Linked DNA regions of Homo sapiens: region 1 is linked to region 2. The links are chromatin loops, found by intact Hi-C in ENCODE. Cell type or tissue: PC-3. All regions are shown on one strand. Links, peaks and the distances in the headings refer to the core of each region. The heading gives the core; the rest is flanking DNA.

Region 1 (4,000 bases), core at 1-4,000, 290 kb after region 2:
TGTGAGTTTTAATTTTTAAAGTTATTTTTATTGATGGGAACACACAAATTAGTCTGTGCTGACATGTTTTCTCTATGTTGTGCTAAATAGATTTAAAAAAAAAAACAACAAGTTCAGACCAATTAGAGTAAGTTAACATCTAGTTGTCATGCCCCAATAAGAAATTGGCATTTTAGATCGTAAAGTATTCTGGGAGACTGCTGTTATATGTGCCAGGGCTTTGACTGTAGGAATACTAAAAAACTACTCAATATGATAATTATATAAATCCTAATTGAATCTTGCTTTGATTGACAATAAAGAGTACCTGACATATAGGAGGTATTTACTAGGTATAGATTTCTGTGGAGTTGAAATAAATTTAAACAGGCATTTTGGTATTTTCAAGATGCTTGTGGTCACTTTAACAAAGATCGGTTATTATAATGATATCTCTTATTTATACAGCATTGTCAATTTTCAAAATGCTTTTTATCATGAGTTTTCTCATTTGATGCTTTTGTGAACTTTGCTGGGTAGAGAAAGCAAATATTATTATCCTCATTTATTAAATGAAATAGGTTGTACAGCTAGTAAGTGGCAAACCTAGGAGTTTAATCTTAATATCTTGATCCCTAGTACTTTGATCCCTATATTGTTCTTGTCATTCAATATTTGATATCTTGTAGAATGTTAGATATCAAAATTTACTGCATTAAGAATTTTAAAAATTATCTATTCCTACAAAACCTTTTAAAAACAGACTTATACAGGTACTTTATGAACTGAAATACATGTAAATCCTTCTACAGACTGACCATAAATATTCCAGGCACACTTTAATATCATAAACTACAAAATATTTGTTTAAAAAAGCAAACCAGAAAGGGAGAGTACAAAAATACATAGACATCATTTTCTTCTTAAATTGTCAACTTAGAAAAGTTAGCTAAAGAGGGGACTGTTTTCATCTGTGCCAAATATTACAAAATATTTATTTTTTAAAAACAACTTCATTTAGAGACTCTTTAAAGTGTTTGAAACTGATGAGGCCCAAATGAAATGGTAGTCTCTTATTATTCATGATCCTTTGTCCATTACTAGATTGTGAAATCATTGATGGTAGGAATATTGTCCTGCATATGTTTATGTGTACTTCAGTGCCTTGCTTACAGTAAGCCCTCAAAATAAATACTTGATGAAAGTTGAGCTTAATTTACTTTTAATATTTCGCTTTTGATGGTTTGAACTCAACTTCATCAAATCTAAGAAGATAAAAAGAATAGGCACACTTTATCGCTTACTTTTTTATCATTTTCGATATTCTCATAAAATTATTAAAATACAAAGTAATCATGTTTCTTTCCTACTCTGAGTTTGTGAGATGGGGAAAGAGAAAGGGGCCAACCTTCAATTTTTATGTTATAAAGTCCTGATACATATGAATTTGTTGGAATAAGTATGCAGTATTTCATAGCAGAAGAGAAAAATACAATCATATCTACAACAGAAAAAAAGAAAGAAAAACAAATATCTTAGTCTAAATCACTCACAGGATAAAGTTTAAACTCCTTAGCTATTAATAGATAATGTCTTTAACCTAAAGCTTCATCTCCCCACCTCCACCCTACACACACACACACACACACACACACACACACACATCTTTACTCTCCAGTGACATAGAACTATCATTTCTGAAGACACCTTGCTTTTTCCCTCCAGCTTGATTTTTTGTTTGCACCATACTAAACCTAGGAAGCCCTGCCTTTCCTCTTGCTTCCAATGAGGTTTCTCCAGGAACCAGCTCAAAATGCACCACTTCAGTTCAAGCAGAATTAGTGTTCTCTCCTTTGTATGTCACAGTGCTGCACTACCCAACGGCTTCCCCTTTTAAATTGTGGTCAGAGCAAAAACAATGAGTCATGCTTTAGTTATATTTTTCCTTTTCTGTCTCTCTCTTTTCCCTCCTCTTCTCTCCTGCCTGTCTCTGATGCATAGAAGGCATTCCATAAATGCTTGTTGAGTGAGTAAAGTAATGATTAATTTAATAAATTAAAATCTTTTCTAGGGTACTAGCACTCATGTTTAGTGAATCAATATTATTAAGGTGGTTAATAGAGTAAAGGTCGTTCATACTGAGGAGCAGTGTGGTACGTTGGATGACACTCCAGCTTTGGAATGAGACAGATCAGAGTTTGTTTTTAGAATCCATCAATTCCTAGCAGTGTGACCTCTGGCAAGTAACCTCACTTCAGTGGACTTCAATCATTTGATTTGTGTAATGGGGCTAACAATATTTACTTTGCAGACAGTTGAAAAGACCTAAATGGCCCAACACAATATCTGGCAAAGAGCAAGTGCTCACTAAATGGAAATTTTTATTAGTCTCATTAGCTGGTATGTTTCAGTTTAGTATATTTGTTGCCATCACATAACTTAGCATTTGGCTATCTATGCTAGCTGTGTAACGCCTGCTAATTTTTTTGTTCTTGACCACATTTAAACCTCTCATGTTATACTTTAAATACTGTCCACAGTACCTGACTGAATGGTAGCCACAGACTTGATTTTTAACTCTTGGGTTAGAATTGTGGATCACGGTGAAAAGAGAGCAAAGGATTTAAAAACAATAGGTAGAGGTACACTGAGCTTTGTTAAGTGACTTTCCTTTCTCTGGTCCTCAGCTCATTAATCTGTAAAATTAAGACGAGAGCTTATTGAGTCTTTTTCAACATACAGCATCTGTGATTCTGTGATTAGATAATTATTCCCGTTTGTAAAATAAAGAATTGTACTCTAATTAAATAAGCCTCTGTAGCCAGATAGAAAAATATAGAGTCCAGGTAGGTTGACCAACCGTCTCAGTTTGTCTAGCACTGTCCCAGTTTTGGTGCAGAAAGCCCTATGTCCCATGACTCCTCTCAGTCCCAGGGAAACCAAGCACAGTTGATCTTCCTAGGTCCAGGGTAATTTGGCCAATAAGAGGCATTTTTTCTTTATGGTTGCTTAAAGTTTTTTTTTTCTCTCTTTAATTCCACATTGACAAATAGTGTTTGGTTTTAGGAATAAAGATGAGCAACTGAGTAGGAGAAAATGCAAGAAGGGCCTGTATATAGTATACAAATAAGCCCCTTTCTCTGATAATAAAATGTCATCGAATCAGTCACTATGTCAAACTTTTTATGTATAAGACACTGTGTTACACTTAACTGTCCAGGGTAGGGATGTAGATCATTCTGTTCCTTCACCCAAGCTAAGTATGTATGTGTGTGGGTGGAAGTGGGGGAATACAGGACATGTACCTAGGGAAAGAACCCCCACGTATCACAAAGCAATTGTAGTGCCGAAGTACATTTGACTGTTCAGGAAAGGAAGGGAAGGCCAGTGAGGACTAGGAGAGGTGGAATTTAAGGCTGCAGAGGATTTGGATGGGTTATGGAAGTGGCTAGGTAGACAGTCCAAGGGGTGGTGCTGCTATGTAATGTACAGGTCCTGTAGATAACTGTTCTGGACTCCCAACTCTCATTAAAAACACCTTGGAATCTGAAAGAGGTCTGAGACATTAGGTATACAAAAGAAAAATTTCCAAGAAATGAAAAAGGGAGTTTGGTGGGTGATGACAGGGTTAGCAGTAGAATAAGAGAACCAGGGAAGTGGAAGTAGTACCAAAGCATAGGACATGGAACTATTAGCCAAACTCTTTAGAAGTTTTTGTTTTGAGTTTTCCCCTCAGTTTTAGGGGAAAACTTAAGGGACCCACTTAGGTCTCTGCTGCCATAATTTTGTTTGGCTCTTACCACTGCATTAGGGAGGTTGGCATGCTGTAGGGGAAAGGGCAAAGGCTTTGTAGGCCAAACAGGTCTTCATCACTTACTAGCTGTGTGGCTTTGGGCAAGTGAATTAGCCTTGCTTGGATTCTGTTTGCTCATTGCTAAAACAGGAGCAAACTACTTCACTGGATTGTTCTGAGGAGTAATGAGATGATTAATGTGTGTTAAATGTCTGACATTGTAGCTGA
Region 2 (8,064 bases), core at 1,597-5,596:
CTTGCATGGAGCTGGAGGTCATTATCCTTAGCAAACTAATGCAGGAAGAGAAAACCAAATATCACATGTTCTCACTTATAAGTGGTACCTAAATGCTGAGAACTCATGAGAACTTACTTTGTGTCACAACAACAGACACTGGGGCTTACTTAAGGGTGGAGAGTGGGAGGAGGAAGAGAGTCAGAAAACATAACTATTGGGTACTATACTTAGTACCTGTGTGACAAAATAATCTGTACAATAAACTCCCATGACACAGGTTTACCTATATAACAAACCTGCACATGTACCCCCGAACATAAAATAAAAGTAAAAAGAAAAAGAATAGGTTTCAGGTGTCTTTGTATTTCTAGTGCAGTCCCTGGCACATAGTAAGTAATCTAATAATTTGAGTTAAGGTAATGAAGCTCAATTTTAAGTATCAGCCAGCAGGTAGAAGAGAATTTGGGAGGGTTTGGGATCCTGTTTAGTAGTCTTACCTATTTTGTTAATAATAATGATTGTAAGCTTAAGATAATAATCTTGGCACAAGTTTTCACACATATTATTTATATAGTGACCTAGCAGTCCCATAAAAGCACTAGAAATAGTCCTCCTGTTTTCCTGGAAAAATGAGGAGCTAGGAAATTTTAGCACACCACTTATAAGTGAGGCTGACTGACAAGGTAAATGGAGAGGAATCTATTTTAGAGAGTCTGAAATCAATTTTATTTCACCAATGTAATCCCATTATGATCATCTGCCTGGACTCTTATCTTCCTCTCCCTCTTTCTCATCCTCTCCTCAGGTACTTCTCTGACAGTCTTATTGTTTAGTTTCTATTCTTTTACTGTTTTTGATGATTCCCTCACTGTTTGCCTGGACAGCAGCTGATTTCAACCCTGGCTCTTAGAATAGTATTTTCTCATTAGGCCAAGGTTTTCTTGACTATGTCAGTCTGTGGACTTGTTCTGGACTCTAATTGGTATGGGAGGTTTTTTCCTTGCCCACATTCAATTATTCACCAGTCTGAGAAAGGCTCCTCTCCCCAATGTTTTCAATTCTTCCTCTCCCATCTTGATTGCTCATTGCTGTGTTCATCTACATTTTATTGCTACACATCTACCCTTCTAAACAAAAGGTATCAAAAGGCAGTGAGGAAAATCTTGACATCATGACATGCGAAGGAAATCTTTACACTATCCATTACAACACTTACCACATTGTGTTTTAATGGCTAGTATTCATGTCTTTCTTCCCCATGGGATTGTGAACTTAAGGGAAGGTGCTGTGGTTTTGTCTTGTATCCTTGCTACCTTACTCAGTGGTTGGTACATAGTAGGCTTTCAGTGTGTAACTTAAGTGAACAAAGCAACCAAAATATTCAATATCAGGGTGGGTATATAAAACTCAAGACAATAGAGTCTCTTATTTTATCAAAGACCAATAGAGTCTCTTATTTTATCAAAGGCCATTTGCCCAACATATGTCTGAACAGACAAAGCCTTTTTTGAAAAAAGCAGGTTATATTTCACAAACTTACTTAGATGCAGAGGAACTTTTTTTATTTTTTAAACTTCAACTTCTATTTTAGATACAGGGGGACATATGCAAATTTTTTACATGGGAATATTGCGTGATGCTGAAGTTTGGGGTATGGATCCCATCACCCAGGTAGTGAGCATAGTACCCAATAGATTTTTTTTTAAACACACGCCTTCTCTCCACCTCCTGATGGTCCACAGTGTCTACCATTAAGAAGGATTTAAAATAAATCATACTTAATGAGTTTGTCCAAAATTTTGATAAGTCACATTAAGATGTTTTCTTGTGAAAGTCACTCACAAGGGTCAAGAGTTATGTAATTATTTATTATTGTAAAACACGTGCTTAAGTTAGTGTGGTAAACTTTAAGCTTCTAAACAATTCTTCAATCTTCAAAAACAAGAAAGTTTATTGGGCACAGTTTAGAGATAAAAGAGTTTAGACTTGAATGAAGTTTGGAGATGCAAAGAGTCTCAAGAAATAAAACAGATGCAGTAAGTTACATAAAGTTGTTATATTCATTTTTACTATTTATGATTTAAAAATATTTTTATAATAAAAATAGCATGTTTATGACTTTTTAAAAATGGCATTGTTTTATTATATAAGACATATGTGTTCATACAGAAAAATCTAAATGTAAAAAGAACAAAAATCACTTGCAGAAATATCACACCAAAATAATTGTGATTAAGAACTTTCTCTAAATAAATCTACACTACTGTTCCGTTATATTCTCAACAAATTCTTAGCCTTTTCTTATGTATCCTTGTGTATCCTGGAGGTGAGTGAATGTTGGCAGAATCAAGTTTTGGCCACTCCTTGTGCAAGCCTTTCTAGAATACCTAGCACTTCATTGCCCATTACATTGTTTTTGGCCTTGGACCTTCTATTAAACTGACACAACAGCGAAAGTCAGATTTAGCATCCTGTTACATTAGCTATTACTTAGTGGGTCTTACTAAATACCAAGAATTAATATCATTTGCTTTACACATATGAACTCATTCAATCCCCAAAGCAATCTAAACAGAGTACAATTTTTACCCTCATTTTACAGTTGAGAAAACTGAAGGAAAGAGGTTAAGTAACTTGCCTAAGTTTGCTCAGTTAGTTAGTGATGTAGCTGGGAATTGAATCCAGGGGGTCTGCTTCCAAAGTTTACAACAAATGTGCTGTGTATGCCTACCATAGAATTATATGTTTTTTCTGTTAGGCCAAGCAAAATGGCTTTATGTTGGTTATAAATTATTGGTATTAAAATGCAACCAGACTCTTGAAGCACTGTGGTCATTTTAAAGGCCTCTTCTCATCTTTGTATTCAAGCTGTCCTTTAGAAGTTTCTTGCAAGGTCAAGAATAATTACTAGTATTTACTGAGTAAATATGGTCACTTGTATTAAAAAATGTATTAACGTATAAAAGTAGTGCATGGACATGTTAAGAAATAATTCAAACTAAATTAAAGATATTAAAAAGCAAAAGTCTCTTCCCTCCCTAGCCCTATTGTAAAGTTTCTTGTCTTTCCAGAAATAGTCTATGCATTCATAAGCATGTGTAAGAATGTGTGCAAGTATGTGCATGTGTGTGTGTTTAGCAAGTGGCACTACACTTCACAGTCTGTACCTTGGCTTTTTTTACATATATTTTGACCATCTTTCCATATTTTATGTAAACAACTAAACTCTTTTTTGCATATCTTTATTTTTATTTTATTTCAATAGGTTTTTGGGAAACAGGTAGTGTTTGTTTACATGAATAAGTTCTTCTGTGGTGATTTCTGAGATTCTGGTGCACCCATGATCCAAGCAGATTTGTAGCCTGGGAGCAATAAACTATACCACAGTAGGCGATTCCATCCAAGTTTGTGTAAATATACTTTATAATGTTTGAACAATGATGAATTACCTAACAATGCATTTTTCAGAATGGCATCCCCATCATTAAGTGATGCATAATTGTATCTTTTAAATGATGAGATAATATGCTTTCTACATTTTTTGTGTTAGGATGTCCTAACTTTTATGAAATAATGGTAAATAGTAGAAGTAGTTCACTTTTTATTGTTCTTACTTGGTGAAATAAAAATCTGGCCATCAGTGGCCAATCCCTATCTCCATCCAACTTTTTTTCTGAAAATTTTATTGGTTCATGAAATTCAAAATTTTGGAACCATTTGCCTTGTACAGACATTTTCAGGCCTTGAACTAGTGAGGGATGGCAGGTAAGAGGGAGAAGGAGCATTTGTATGGGATGTTTCCACTATTACTCAAGTCACATTGCACATAGGCACCTATATATGGTATACGTTGTTGACCTTGTTTGGTGGTGTCACTGAATTTAAATATTAAAAAATGACATTACTGATACCATAGTAATCCCATTTTGGCTAAACCTGCGTTGTGTTATATTCTTGTGGTATAAAAACCAATGGAAGAAAACCAAATGGATTTTAGAGCTGCCAAAAACCAGTTTGCTAGTTTTGTTTTTCTAAATTAGGGACTGCTGTGTTGTACAAATAAAATACATACTTTTCAAGGTTTAGTATTTAATAACTTTTTGCAAGTTAAACTTTTATTCATCTAGATATTGCATAGTTTGTCCCCGTCCTCATGGAAATTATATATTCATGACAGAAAAAATTGTTCTTTGTGAGGGAAAGGCTGTACTTGTTCACTAAGTGTATGGTTTCAGAAGACACACCGTGGGAGAGGGAAAGATACACTCACCAAGCCAGCCAAACTATGGAATTTTAGAGCTGAAAATGACTGTGTATTAAATTCTTTTATTTTTAGATAAAGAGGGAAAAAAGGCTCAGAAAAGAATGTGATTTCCACAAAGTAAGTCAGTTTGTCAAGAGTAGAGACAGGACTAGGACCTTATTTCAGGCCCGCCTTCCTTCTATTTTGTGTCCACTTTTACAGATTGATTCAGATAAGCCATGCAATGATGTATTGAGGCTGAGTCATCATCAGGTCCTTATAAACCCACAAATAAAAGATAGAGTCAAAAGAGGCCCTGTTTCTACTATCACTGAAGACATTTTGGTATTTAATATTTATCTTAATCTACTGGTATGCGACTGCTAGGGTGTCTGGGGTCTGATTCTACTAACCCTGAGGAAAGCATAGAACTTTCATCACCTCAAACCTAGTTGAAAATTGGTCCCAGAGATAAAATATTTCATGTCTCAGCATCACCAGTGTAGAACAGAAATTAATACAGGATCCTGACCAGCAGAGGACAAGAGCCAGTATACTTTTGGTAAAATAAAAGTGGTAACTCCTAACTTTTTGTAGAGCAAATTAAAATGAGGTGAATATAAATTAAGGAAAGAACTATAGATTGCCTAGAAAAAAGGTATCTCTAAAGGGTATTCATTTTCTTTCTTTTTCCATTTACACTCATAATTTCAGAGTTTGGTGATGTGAGAAAATATAAAAATATAAGATAATAACTATTATTCTTTTTTCCTTTTTTTAATACACTTTAAGTTCTGGGATTCATGTGCAGAACGTGCAGGTTTGTTACATAGGTATACATGTGCTATGGTGGTTTGCTGTACCCATCAACCCGTCATCTACATTAGGCATTTCTACTAATGCTATCCCTCCCCTAGCCCCCAACCCCTCGATAGGCCCTCGTATGTGATGTTCCCCTCCCTGTACCCATATGTTCTCATTGTTCAACTCCCACTTATGAGTGAGAACATGCGGTGTTTGGTTTTCTGTTCCTGTGTTAGTTTGCTGAGAATGATGGTTTCCAGCTTCATCCATGTCCCATGAACTCACTCTATTTTATGGCTGCATGGTATTCCATGGTGTATATGTGTCACATTTCTTTTTATCCAGTGTATCATTGATAGGCATTTAGGTTGGTTCCAAGTCTTTGCTATGGTAAATAGTGCTGCAGTAAACATATGTGTGCTTGTCTTTATAGTAGAAAGATTTGTAATCCTTTGGATATATATCTAGTAATGGGATTGCTGGGTCAAATGGTATTTCTGGTTCTAGATCCTTGAGGAATCGCCACACTGTCTTCCACGATGGTTGAATTAATTTACACTCCCACCAACAATGTAAAAGCATTCCTATTTCTCCACATCCTCTCCAGCAATTGTTGTTTCCTGACATTTTAATGATCACCATTCTAACTACCATGAGATGGTATCTCATTGTGGTTTTGATTTGCAGTTCTCCGATGACCAGTGATGATGGGCTTTTTTATACATGTTTGTTGGCCGCATAAATATCTTCTTTTGAGAAGTGTCTGTTCATATCCTTTGCCCACTTTTTGATGGGGTTGCTTGTTTTTTTCTTGTAAATTTGTTTAAGTTCCTTGTAGATTCTGGATATTAGCCCTTTGACAGATGGATAGATTGCAAAAATTTTCTCCCATTCTGTAAGTTGTCTGTTCACTCTGATGATAGCTCCTCTTGCTGTGCAGAAGCTCCTTAGTTCAATTAGATCCCATTTGTCAATTCTGGCTTTTGTTGCAATTGCTTTTGGTGTTTTAGTTATGAAGTCTTTGCCCATGCCCATGTCCTGAATGGTATTGCCTAAGTTTTCTTCCAGGGTTTTTATGATTTTACATCTTACATTTAAATCTATCTTTGATCCATCTTGAGTTAATTTTTGTATAAGGTATAATAAGGAAGGGGTACTGTTTCAGTTTTCTGCATATGGCTAGCCAGTTTTCCCAGCACCATTTATTAAATAGAGAATCCTTTTCCCATTGCTTATTTTTGTCAGGTTTCTCAAAGATCAGATGGTTAAAGATGTGTGGTGTTATTTCTGAGGCCTCTCTTCTGTTCCATTGGTCTATATATCTGTTTTGGTAAAAAGTACCATGCTGTTTTGGTTACTGTAGCCTTGTAGTATAGTTTGAGGTCACATAGCGTGATGCCTCCAGCTTTGTTCTTTTTGCTTAGGATTGTCTTGGCTATATGGGCTTTTTATGGTTTCATATAAAATTTAAAGTAGTTTTTTTCTAATTCTGTGAATAAAGTCAATGGTAGCTTGATGAGAATAGCATTGAATCTATAAATTACTTTGGGCAGTATGTCCATTTGCACGATATTGATTTTTCCTATCCATGAGCATGGAATGTTTTTCCATTTGTTTGTGTCCTCTCTTATTTCCTTGAGCAGTGGTTTATAGTTCTCCTTGAAGAGGTTCTTCACATCCCTTGTAAGTTGTATTCCTAGGTATTTTATTCTCTTTGTAGCAGTTGTGAATGGGAGTTTGCTCATGATTTGGCTCTCTGATGGTCTATTATTGGTGTATAGAAGTGCTTGTGATTTTGCACACAGATTTTGTATCCTGAGACTTTGCTGAAGTTCCTTATCAGCTCAAGGAGTTTTGGGGCTGAGATGATGTGGTTTTCTAAATATACAATCATGTCATCTGCAAACAGATAATTTGACTTCCTCTCTTCCTATTTGAACACATTTTATTTCATTCTTCTGCCTGATTTCCCTGGCCAGAACTTCCAATACTATGTTGAATAGGAGTGGTAAGAGAGGGCATCCTTGCCTTGTGCCAGTTTTCCAATGAAATGCTTCCAGCTTTTGCCCAATCAGTATGATATTGGCTGTGGGTTTGTCATGAATAGCTTTTATTATTTTGAAATGTGTTTCATCAATATCTCATTTATTGAGTGTTTTTAACATGAAGGGGTTTGTCATTGGTTCTGTTTATGTGATGGATTATGTTTATAGATGTGCATATGTTGTACCAGCCTTGCATCCCAGTGATGAGTTGGTCATGGAGGATAAGCTTTTTAATATGCTGCTAGATTCGGTTTGCCAGTATTTTATTGAGGATTTTCACATTGATGTTCATCAGGGATATTGGCCAGAAATTTTCTTTTTTTGTTGTGTCTCTGCCAGATTTTGGTATCAGGATGATGCTGGCCTCATAGAATGAGTTAGGGTGGAGTCCCTCTTTTTCTATTGTTTGGAATAGTTTCAGAAGGAATGGTGCCAGCTCGTCTTTGTACCTCTGTTACAATTTGGCTGTGAATCCATCTGGTCCTGGGCTTTTCTTGGTTCATAGGCTATTAATTACTGCCTCAATTTCAGAATTTGTTTTTGGTCTATTCAGGGATTCGACTTCTTTCTGGTTCAGTCTTGGGAGGGTCTGTGTGTCCAGGAATTTATCCATTTCTTCTAGATTTTTTAGTTTATTTGTGTAGAGGTGTTTATAGTATTCTCTAATCGTAGGTTGTATTTCTGTGGGATCAGTGGTGGTATCCCCTTTATCATTTGTTATTGTGTCTATTTAATTCTTCTCTCTTTTCTTCTTTATTAGTCTGGCTAGTGGTCTATCTATTTTGTTAATCTTTTCAAAAAACCAGCTCCTAGATTCATTGATTTTTTGAAGGGTTTTTCATGTCTCTATCTCCTTCAGTTCGGCTCTGATCTTAGTTATTTCTTGTCTTCTGCTAGCTTTTGAATTTGTTTGCTCTTGCTTCTCTAGTTCTTTTAATTGTGATGTTAGGGTGTCGATTTTAGATCTTTCCCACTTTCTCCTGTGGGCAT

What was found. A loop is a pair of places that touch in the nucleus more often than their neighbours do. Peaks named below come from ENCODE experiments on the same cell type or tissue, not always from the same donor. Only the 100,000 strongest peaks of a DNase experiment are listed, where the experiment ranks them.
Region 1: a loop joins it to region 2, with 4 times the contacts of the local background. A loop is called at or near these places in 1 of 110 quality-filtered maps.

Annotation. Positions count from the first base shown.
Region 1 is chrX:78,651,510-78,655,509 of GRCh38, forward strand. LOC107985670 (a long non-coding RNA gene) reads left to right here and starts at 1,950. Exons shown (of 3, transcript XR_001755900.2): 1 at 1,950-2,005. In PC-3, for the core only: no CTCF peak of the experiment used is centred there; a DNase peak (open chromatin) is centred at 1,992; H3K4me3 peaks cover 311 bases; H3K27ac peaks cover 1,914 bases.
Region 2 is chrX:78,363,403-78,371,466 of GRCh38, forward strand. No RefSeq gene overlaps it. Among named protein-coding and RNA genes, the nearest start is that of CYSLTR1, 40 kb to the left of the region's middle. In PC-3, for the core only: no CTCF peak of the experiment used is centred there; a DNase peak (open chromatin) is centred at 3,389; H3K27ac peaks cover 2,076 bases.